Linked DNA regions of Homo sapiens: region 2 is linked to region 1. A link is a contact called in ENCODE Hi-C or POLR2A ChIA-PET data. All regions are on one chromosome and are shown on one strand. The core of a region is the stretch at or near the end of the contact, and the rest is flanking DNA. Distances in the headings are between cores, read along the strand shown. Region 1 overlaps INSR (insulin receptor). Region 2 overlaps ADGRE1 (adhesion G protein-coupled receptor E1).

Region 1 (5,092 bases), core at 1,008-3,507:
GAGGCAAGAGGATCACTTGAGGCCAGGAGTTCTAAACCAGCCTGGGCAACGAGTCCCCATGTCTACAAAAAAATAGAAAAAATTAGCCAGGCATAGTGATGCACGCCTGTAGTCCCAGCTACTCGGGAGGCTGAGGTGGGAGGATGGCTTGAGCCCAGGAGTTTGAGGCTGCAGTGGGCGATGATCACACCACTGCACTCCAGCCTGAGGCGACAGAGTGAGACCCCCCCCCCAAAAAAAGTGTATTTATGGGGGTGAATGTTAAATGAGAATGTCCACTCGCTGCCTTGGTTTACTGGAACTGCAAATTCAATGGGGACACACAAGTTTTCAAATGCATGCGGAATACTGGCTGGAGGTTACCCCAAAAACGTAGCCTGTGGATTTTAAGAATGTATTTATGAGTATGGTTCTCGTTTTCTGGGTGAGTGGTGGGTGAGAATAGAGGGTGCACTGGCCCGGCGAGTTCGGAGATGCGGACCCTCCCCCCCTGCAATGTGAGGAATTTTGCTGTGTGACCCTAGTGAGCCGCTGCACCTTTCTGGACCCCTCCCGAGGGAGGCCTGGGGTCAGGGGGCCCCTCGGCAGTCCCGGGAGCTGCCACGCGGTGACCCGATCTCCTCCCGGGCACACGCCCAGCGCCGCGCGCAGCCTAAGCCACCCCGGTGGATGCTTGATGAGCCCTTGCAAGCTCGGTTTCTCCTTTTCCCTAGCTTTTTCCAAAGTTCCATCCGTGGCAGACTCGACCTGCGGGGTCTGCAGCCACGAGGGGCCCTCCCAGGGCGCCCTTTCCTCTGGCCGGGACCGCCCGGCGGCGGCCACTGCCCGAGCGCCAGTCTGGGGAGCGGAGCCCGGCGCACCCGGGGGGCGGGGCCAGCGCCCCTGCAGCACGCCCGCCCATTGGCTGAGCGCGAGGGCGGCGCTGCGGCCGCCGCAACCGCCGGGGCCGGATTCCCCGGAGCGGAGTGCGCCCCGGGCTTTGTGCTGCGCTGAGGCCTCCGGCTCGAGGGGGCGGAGCCTTGAGCGCCTAGGGCTCCCTCCCTCGCCCCCATGGGCACACACGCAGACACGGGCACACACGCAGACACACACACACGCCCATCATGGACACACACACACGCTCGCCCACCATGGACACACACACACTCCCACCATGGGGACACACACACACTCCCACCATGGGGACACACACACACACACACACACACACACACTCTCACTCTGGAACCGACCAATCCTGGGGCTGCACAGACACACACGCGCACACACTCTCTCTCGTTCTCTCTCTCTCTCTCTCGTTCTCTCTCTCTCTCGCTCTCTCTCCCACTCTGGAACCGACCAATCCTGGGGACACACACACACACACACACACACTCCCACTCTGGAACCTGCCAATCACACACACACACACACTCCCACTCTGGAACCTGCCAAACACACACACACACTCCCACTCTGGAACCTGCCAAACACACACACACACTCCCACTCTGGAACCTGCCAAACACACACACACTCCCACTCTGGAATCTGACACACACACACACACACACACCCAAACACACACACTCCCACTCTGGAACCTGACACACACACACACACACACACACACACACCCCCACTCCCACTCTGGAACCTGCCAATCCTGGGGCTGCTCTAGCGAGGAGACCCCTGGGACCCCGCCTCCTTCCGGGCCTCTGCGTGCGCAGTATATCTCCTAAGAGATCCGCAGCATGGAGAGGGCCCGCCCCCGTGGACGGACTCACTCCCTCCCCACTCACTCACTCACTCGCTTACTCACTCACTCACTCTCTCTCCGAAGAGAAGAAGCCTGCGGCTCCCGAAGCGGGAAGGCCCTCTGGTACTCTGTTCCCTTTCTAGCCTCTATATGCGCCGTATGTCTCCAAAGAGCTGCGCAGTTCTATTCCAAAGGCGTCATCGCGTGTGGGGCGGTATTGTCAGGCAAGGAAAAGGGGCGCTTCCCCGCTTCAAGGACACGCGCTCCTGCGGTCGTCGCTGCTGACCACGAAGCTGTCAAAAGTTCACCTCCTTGGCTGCCCCCAACCCCTGCCCCTTTGCCATTAAATCATTTACTAGATTCCAACTAGAGGAATTTGGCTCCGGGGACTCGAACCTCTGAGGTCAGGGTCTGGGGCCAGTGTGGGAGAGAAAGGCCTTGAATGGAAACAAAATAAATTACTTTAAGGAGTTTATAAAACTCACACTTATAGGGAGAGCCGCGGGGCCCTGTGGTCAATGTACCAGCAGGCCCATGACGCAACTGTTCCGTTTGGAAATTTCTGGAAAGCAGTAATTTTTGGAATCATAAATCTTGAGTATTTTTTTTTTAAACTTTGGAAAGGTTTTTAAACTTTTTTTTTTTAAGTTTTTTTTAAACTTCGGAAAGTTTTAAGCTTTGGAAAGAATGTAACAAAATGTTATTAACATATGTGGAGCTATCGAATCATTTAATGGTGGTTTCTGTATTTTCTGTTTTGTTTTTTATCACATACCTTCTTAATTAAGAAAAACCCAAACTAATTTGAACTTTAAAAGGGAGGCAAACAAAAAAGTGTCAGAGTGACTGGATTTTTGTGCGCAAGTCATTTAACAATGCAGCGCTGCGTCTCCTATTTCTCTGGCTTTTAACCTTGCTTTGGACAAATTGGTCGCTTTTTGTTTTGATGTCGTTTCAAGCTTACGGAAAAATTGCAAGATTATATCTAGATCAATCAATTGTTTACGTTTTATTCTACTTGTTTTATTACCTTTCTAATATATTTATGCACACACATTATATACATTTTTTTCCCCTGAACTATTTGAGAGTTAGTTGCAGGCATGATACATACTCCTTAATTCTTCAGTGGATATTTCCTAAGAACAAGAAAGTTCTGAGGCCAGGCGTGGTGGCTCATGCCTGTAATCCCAGCACTTTGGGAAGCTGAGGCGGGCGGATCACCTGAGGTCAGGAGTTCGAGACCAGCCTGACCAACTTGGAGAAGCCCCGTCTCTACTAAAAATACAAAATTAGCCAGGCGTGGTGGCACATGCCTGTAATCCCAGCTACTCGGGAGGCTGAGGCAGGAGGTTCGCTTGAACCTGGGAGGCAGAGGTTGCAGTGAGCCGAGATGGTGCCATTGCACTCCAGCCTGGGCAACAAGAGCGAAACTCCGTCTCAAACAAAAAAAAAAAAAAAAAGAAAGAAAAGAAAGAAAGTTCTCTTACATAATGATGGTACTGGTGCCGTTGTCAAAATCAGGAAATTAACATTGATACAGTATTTTAATCCAATGTCTTCTATAATCTTATCTGTTGTCTCAATATTGCCCTATATAGATTTTTTTTCCTAGGCGAAGGTTCCAATCTAGGATCACACTTTGCATTTGAATGCTGCTGTCTCTTAAGTCCGCACAATTCCTCAGTTTTCTGTGTCTTTCCCAACATTGGCTTTTATTTATTTATTTATTTATTTATTTTTATTTTTTTTTGAGGCGGAGTCTTACTCTGTCACCCAGGCTAGAGTGCAGTGGTGAGATCTTGGCTGACTGCAACCTCTGTCTCCTGGGTTCAAGTGATTCTCCTGCCTCAGCCCCCAAGTAGCCGGGATTACAGGCATGCGCCACCACACCCAGCTAATTTTTGTGTTTTTAGTAGAGAAAGGGTTTCACCATGTTGGCCAGGCTGGTCTCGAACTCCTGATCTCCAGTGATCTTCCTGCCTCAGCCTCCCAAAGTGCTGGGATTACACGTGTTAGCCACCACACCTGGCCAACATTGGCAGTTTTGAAGAGCACAGGCCAGTTATTTTATCGAATGACCTCAAGCTAGGGTTAGTAATATATGGAAAGAAAGCTACACAAATATTTTGTCTTTTTCATTGCCTCATAATGGGAAGTACGTGTTGTTGCCTTGTCCCACTATTGTGGGCAATGTTACTTGAAGTATTTTTAACTAGAATTTTTAAGAAGAAATACATTTCCCGTAAGGCTCAGTACCCAAGACATGCATATACCTGAATGAAAAGTTTCCCACAACAAGATTTACTCTTGCCATTTTCTAGTACTGTGGGATTTTTTCCTTTTCTTTTCCCCCTGCAGGAGGGGATGCTGCTGGGGGCTGAGGACAATGCTAAACCTGGATGTCTCGAGGACAGGGGATGGGGTTTTTGTGTCATCTATGTTCTGATGCTTTTTCATTTAATACGAGAACAGGTTTCCTATGATTTGGCACACTGGGACATTCGACATGTGTTTGTTGAATGAAAAAAAGAAAAAAGAGAAATGCTAACAATTTGTTGAATAGTCCATAAAAGAGCAAAGCTGGCCTGGCGCGGTGGCTCACACCTGTACCAGCACTTTAAGAGGCCAAGGCAGACGGAGGTCACGTGTTTGAGACCAGCCTGGCCAACATGGTGAAACCGCTTCTCCACTAAAAAAAAAAAAAAAAAAAAAATCAGTTGGTGTGGTGGCGTGTGCCTGTAATCCCAGCTACTCAGGAGGCTGAGGCAGGAGAATCGCTTGAACCCAGGACATGGGGGTTACAGTGAGCCAAGATTGCACCACTGCACTCCAGCCTGGGTGACAGAAAGAGATTTTGTCTCAAAAAAAAAAAAAAAAAAAAAAGCAAAGCTATTATTAAAACACACTCCACACTTCACCCCTGAGCCCCATATTGATTTTGTAATAAGGCAAAGATAATTTTTTTTTCTTTTTTTGAGATGAAGTCTCATTCTGTCGTCCAGGCTGGAGTGCAGTGGCACGATCTTGGCTGACTGCAACGACTGCCTCCTGGGTTCAAGCAATTCTCCTGCCTCAGCCTCCCAAGTAGCTGGGATTATAGGTGCCTACCACCACGCCCAGCTAATTTTTGTATTTTGAATAGAGAGTGTTTCACCATGTTGGCCAGGCTGGTCTCGAACTCCTGACCTCAAGTGATCTTCCTGCATCAGCCTCCCAAAGTGCTGGGATTACAGGCGTGAGCCACCATGCCCAGCCAACAAAGATGATTTTAAGAGAACCTTTGTAAAAGCTCTCACCGATGCCTGTCATTATTAGAATATTTGGGAGTAGAATCATGTAACTGATCAATAA
Region 2 (5,092 bases), core at 1,308-3,807, 300 kb after region 1:
TCCACCCCTTGCCTATAATGCTCTTTGTTCTCCTTAGAAATAAAACTCAAATTACTCAACATGAACTGCAAAGCCCCCAGTGACCAGACCCAACCACATCATTCAGCCTCATCATGTCAGTTTCTCTTTGCACTCCATTTCTAGCCTTCCTACCACAGGGCCTTTGCACATGCTGTTCCCTCTGCCTCTGCTTTGCCTGGCCAGCTTCCACTCATTTTTCAGATCTTGCTTTAGCATCACTTCCTCCAGGAAGCCTTCCCTGACTCCTCCACAGCTCCCTGAGCTCTTCTTTTATGGAATTCATCAAAACCGTGACTGCTTGATTGTTTCAGTGAGTTGCTCCTTCATGGCCACCTTCACCACCACACTGTGAGCTTCAAAAGGACAAGACCACAGGTGGGAGCAGGCTCCCAGGTGCTAGGAAAGAGGCTCACTTGCTGCTGTCATCCTTGTGGCAGGCAGAATAACAGACCCTTCCAAGAGGACCATGTCCTAATCCCTGGAACCTGTGAATATGTTATGGTCCATGGCGAAGGAGGAATTAAGGTTGCAGATGGAATTAAGGTTGCTAATCATGCTGATCTCAAGATGGGCATATTATCTTGGATCATCCAGGGGCAATGAATGTAACCACAAGAGTCTTTATAAGTGAAAGCTGAAACCAAGAAAAGCATTGTCAGAGTGATGTGATGTAAGAAAGAGCTGGCCAGCCACTGCTGGCTTTGAAGTTGGGGGAAGGGGACATGAGCCAAGAAACATGGTTGACCCTAGATACAGGAAAAAGTAAGAAAATAGTTCTTCCGTACAGCATCCAGAAGGAACGCAGCCCTGCCATTGCCTCTATTTTAGCCCAGTGGGACCCATTTCAGACTTCTGACCTCCAGAATGATAGGTAAGTTTTTTTTGTTTTAAGCGACCAAGTTTGTGGCAATTTGTTACAGCAGCCACAGGAAATGGGCACCATTCCCAATACCCATATGTGAAAATAAAACATGACTCAGAGAGGTTGAGTGACTTACCCAAAGACACACAACCACATCTGCTGGAGAGCAGCAGAGCCAGACCTTTCAAAATCCAAAGTACATGCAAGAGATGGAATCAACCTAAGTGTCTATCAGTGGATGAATGGGTGAGGAAGATGTCGTATATGTACTCAATAGAATATCATTCAGCCATAAGAAATAATGAAATCGGGCAGGCGTGATGGCTCACGCCTGTAATCCCAGCACACTGGGAGGCCAAGGCGGGCAGATCACCTGAGATCGGGAGTTCGAGACCAGCCTGACCAACATGAAGAAGCCCCCGTCTCTACTAAAAATAAAAAAAAATTAGCCAGGCATGGTGGTTCATGCCTGTAATCCCAACTACTCAGGAGGCTGAGGCAGGAGAATCACTTGAACTGGGGAGGCGGAGGTTGTGGTGACCCAAGATTGCGCCATTGCACTCCAGCCTGGGCAACAAGAGCAAAACTCCGTCTCAAAAAAATAAAAAATAAAAAAAGAAAGAAAGAATGAAATCCCATCCTTTGCAGAAACATGGATGGAACTGGAGGACTGGAGGACATTATGTTAAGTGAAATAAACCAGACACAGAAAGACAAATATTGCATGTTCTCGTTCCTACGTGGGAGCTAAAAATCATCATCATCATTATCTAATGGAGGTAGAGAGCAGAATGACAATTACCAGAGGCTGGAAAGGATAGTGGGGAAGGGGGATAAAGAGGGATTGACTGGTTGGTACAAAAACCACAGTTAGATGGAAGGAATGAGATCGAGTGCTCAGTAGCACAGTAGGGCAACTACCTATGAGTCAGGACATGTGACATTTGTCTTTCTGTGCCTGGTTTGTTTCACTTAATGACCTCCAGTTTCATCCATGTTGCTGCAAATTGTGGAATGTCATTCTTTTTATGGCCGAATAGCAATCCGTTGTGTATGCAGACCACATTGAGTTCAACCATTCATCTGTTGACGGACACTGAGGTGGATTCCATATCTTGACTATTGTGAATAGTGGAGTTGGGTTTTTTATCAAAGAAAGATGGGAGTCATGGGAGGATTTCGAGCAGAGTAGGGACACAACATAAGGTTTTAACATGAGCCTTCTGGCCACTGGTTGGAAGACGAACTATAGAAGATCAGAAATAAACTGACCAAGGAGGGGGTGACTGCACTTGTCCAGGTGAAAGATGTCAGTAGATACAACCCAGAGGGAATCAATGAAGGGAATGCAATTCAGGATTTTTTTAAAGCAACACTAACAAAATTTGCCGATGGATTGGATGTGAGGAGTGAAAAGAGAGGAACCAACGATAATGCCAACATCAATTAGGAGTATGGAAAAACTAAAAAGTATCATAAAAACAGAAGGAATGGATTATCGTGATTGTGACATTATTCACCCTGTTTTTGTTACACATTTGGTTTTGAGATCTACGTTCTTTGCTCCTATAATGTGCCTTGTTTATTTCCCTTCCCTGCATGAGGCCTCAGATGGTATCTCTCTTCTCATTTCCAGCTTCCTCTTTCATCTGTAGAGGCAACATTTCTCTATGCAGACTTCCGGCATTTTATCACTTGTGGTCTCTTAATGCTGTAAGTTTCCCATCATTCTCTTCCACTAGCCCTCTCCCTCACAACTGAAACCCACCAAGGTCAGAGTAACAACCCGGTCTTGTGGGACTAGGTACCTGTCCACCTCCCCATCTCATCTCCTGCCCTGTGTCATCAGTCACACTCACCTTCGCTCGGTCCTCCAAATTCTTTCCAACCTCAGGACCTTTGCACCCACCGTTCTGGCCACCAGACATGCCCTATCCCACCCTGCCCCTTTGCCTGGGTAACATCAATTCATCCATCCTTTAAGTCCACTGGAACATCACTTCCTTGAGAAAATTTTCCCAACCATCTCAATAAAGCCCTTTTGAAAAAGTCCTACAAAGGGGCCAGGCGCAGTGGCTCATGCCTGTAATCCCAGCACTTCGGAAGGCTGGGGTGAGCAGATCACCTAAGGAGTTCAAGACCAGCCTGGTTTCTAGTGAAACCCCGTCTCTACTAAAAATACAAAAAAATTAGCCAGGCGTGGTGGCGGGCGCCTGTAGTCCCAGCTACTCGGGAGGCTGAGGCAGGAGAATGGCGTGAACCTGGAAGGCGGAGCTTGCAGTGAACCGAGATCGCACCACTGCACTCCAGCCTGGGCAACAGAGCGAGAATCTATCTCAAAAAAAAAAAAAAAATGTGAAAGATGAGCTGTTAACACAATATAGACCAAGTTGCTAAGTTGCCCAAAGAAGAACCAGGAAACAGAGACACTGGGAACAGTTGTATTAGTCTGTTTTCATGCTGCTAATAAAGACATACCCGAGACTAGGTAATTTATAAGGGAACGAGGTTTAATTTGACTCACTGTTGCACATGGCTGGGGAGGCTTCACAATCATGAGGAGCAAAATTATGTCTTACTTACATGGCAGGAGGCAAGAGAGCTTGTGCGGGGATCTCCCATTTATAAAACCATCAGATCTCGTGAGACTTACTCACTACCACGAGAACAGTATGGGGGAAACCATCCCCCATGATTCAATTATCTCCAACTGGCCCCGCCCTTGACACGTGGGGATTCTTACAATTTAAGGTGAGATTTGGGTGAGGACATAGCCAAACCATATCAACAACTACGAACTGACAATGTCTTTCTTCCTTTATCCAGCAAGAGTTTATGTAGATGAGAGTATTTAACAAAACATAAAGAAGTCACTTTTTTTTTGCACATTGAGTTGTAGTTTGAGTAAATTCCATCCCTACTCTCACTACACTACCATTTATAAAGCTCATACTACATACCAGGTGGTTTCCAAAGCTACCTCTTTGAATTAAAGTTTCACAACATCCCTATTGTTATCTGTATTTCACAGCTTGGGAAACTGAAGTTCAGAGAGGTTATGTGACTTATCTGAGATCACACAGCAATTCTAAGCACAAAGGAAAGAGCCTGAAGTGAGAATCAGGAGACTTGCATGTTAACCCTTGCTCTGCCGCTAACTAGCTCCCAGCAAGCATCTGGATGAGGCTCAGCTTCCTGGGATGTTTCCCCGGGGAGAAAACTTTCTCTACCCCTTCAGGCATCTGCATTCTCTCTGGCCAACTTACCCTTTGTGTTTGGTTTCCGTGTGGGTCTTATGTGCCCTTCCCAGCTGTGCATAACACAACATCCTGTGAAGAAAGAAAAGAAAAACACCATGAACCACCAAAAAAAAAAAAAAAAAAAAAAACCTTTTGGGCTCAACCTGCAAAATTACTCCTGGCTTGGCCCCACAGAAATAGGTTTGAAGAGGCTAGATGACAAACCTAGTTAAGGAACAAACATACACTATTTTGCATAAGCTTAACAATGACCATTCCTGGTTTTCTGTACTTTGCTTTTGCTTTTCATTTTGTCTGTCTTTATCTTCTTTTTCTTTTTGATTAAATAGTTCCAGGCTAAGCACTGTGGTGCACACCTATAATCCCAGCCCTTCGGGAGGCCAAGGTGGGAGGATCACTTGAGACCAGCAGTTTGACACCGGCCTGGACAACACAGTGAGACTTTGTCTCTACAAAAAAAAAATTTTTTAAATTAGCTGGGTGGTGGTGACAACTTGTAGCCCCAGCTACTCAGGAGGCTGAGGTGGAAGGATTGCTTGAGCCCAGGAGATAGAGACTGCAGTGAGCCAAGATCATGCCACTGCGCTCCAGCCTAGGTGACCCTGTCTAAAAAAAAAAGTTCTAGCTGATTTTCAAAAACATACATTAAAGCATGCATTCTCAAAAGGGGTGATATATCCTCTAAGGACCCAAACTTGGTTCTCAGGAAGAGATCTTTTTAAGCTTACTCTTTTATGTATAAGATACATATGTATATATAGAAAATACATATATAGGTATACAGTATATCTGTAGTATTAACATTTCATGAGAGGGTAGGGCAATTCGTTTTTCTTTCCTTTTTTTTTTTTTTTTTTTTTTTGAGATGGAGTCTCACTCTGTCACCAGGCTGGAGTGCAGTAGCGTGATCTAGGCTCACTGCAACCACCAACTCCCTGGTTCAAGCTAT

The links. Hi-C counts contacts between places; a loop is a spot of excess contacts on that map. ChIA-PET counts read pairs that join two places held with the same protein, here RNA polymerase II (POLR2A). Pooled maps may share reads with other maps.
Region 2: a pooled map shows a loop between it and region 1 (2.1-fold over the local background). The contact joins two enhancer-like sites. A Hi-C loop is called at or near these places in 2 of 50 pooled maps. POLR2A ChIA-PET finds 5 or more read pairs at or near these places in 2 of 52 experiments (A673 and PC-3).

What each region holds. Positions count from the first base shown.
Region 1 is chr19:7,194,041-7,199,132 of GRCh38, reverse strand. All of the region lies in intron 2 of INSR (insulin receptor), which reads left to right. Among named protein-coding and RNA genes, the nearest start is that of INSR, 98 kb to the left of the region's middle. RefSeq lists a silencer at 488-1,117 and enhancers at 949-1,785, 1,598-1,797. Within about 2 kb of position 2,257, at least 11 of the 41 ENCODE cell types and tissues checked have a DNase peak (open chromatin) inside an H3K27ac peak, as active enhancers do.
Region 2 is chr19:6,889,601-6,894,692 of GRCh38, reverse strand. It overlaps ADGRE1 (adhesion G protein-coupled receptor E1), which reads right to left. Exons shown (of 21, transcript NM_001974.5): 2 at 4,150-4,212. Among named protein-coding and RNA genes, the nearest start is that of ADGRE1, 4.6 kb to the right of the region's middle. Within about 2 kb of position 2,557, at least 4 of the 41 ENCODE cell types and tissues checked have a DNase peak (open chromatin) inside an H3K27ac peak, as active enhancers do.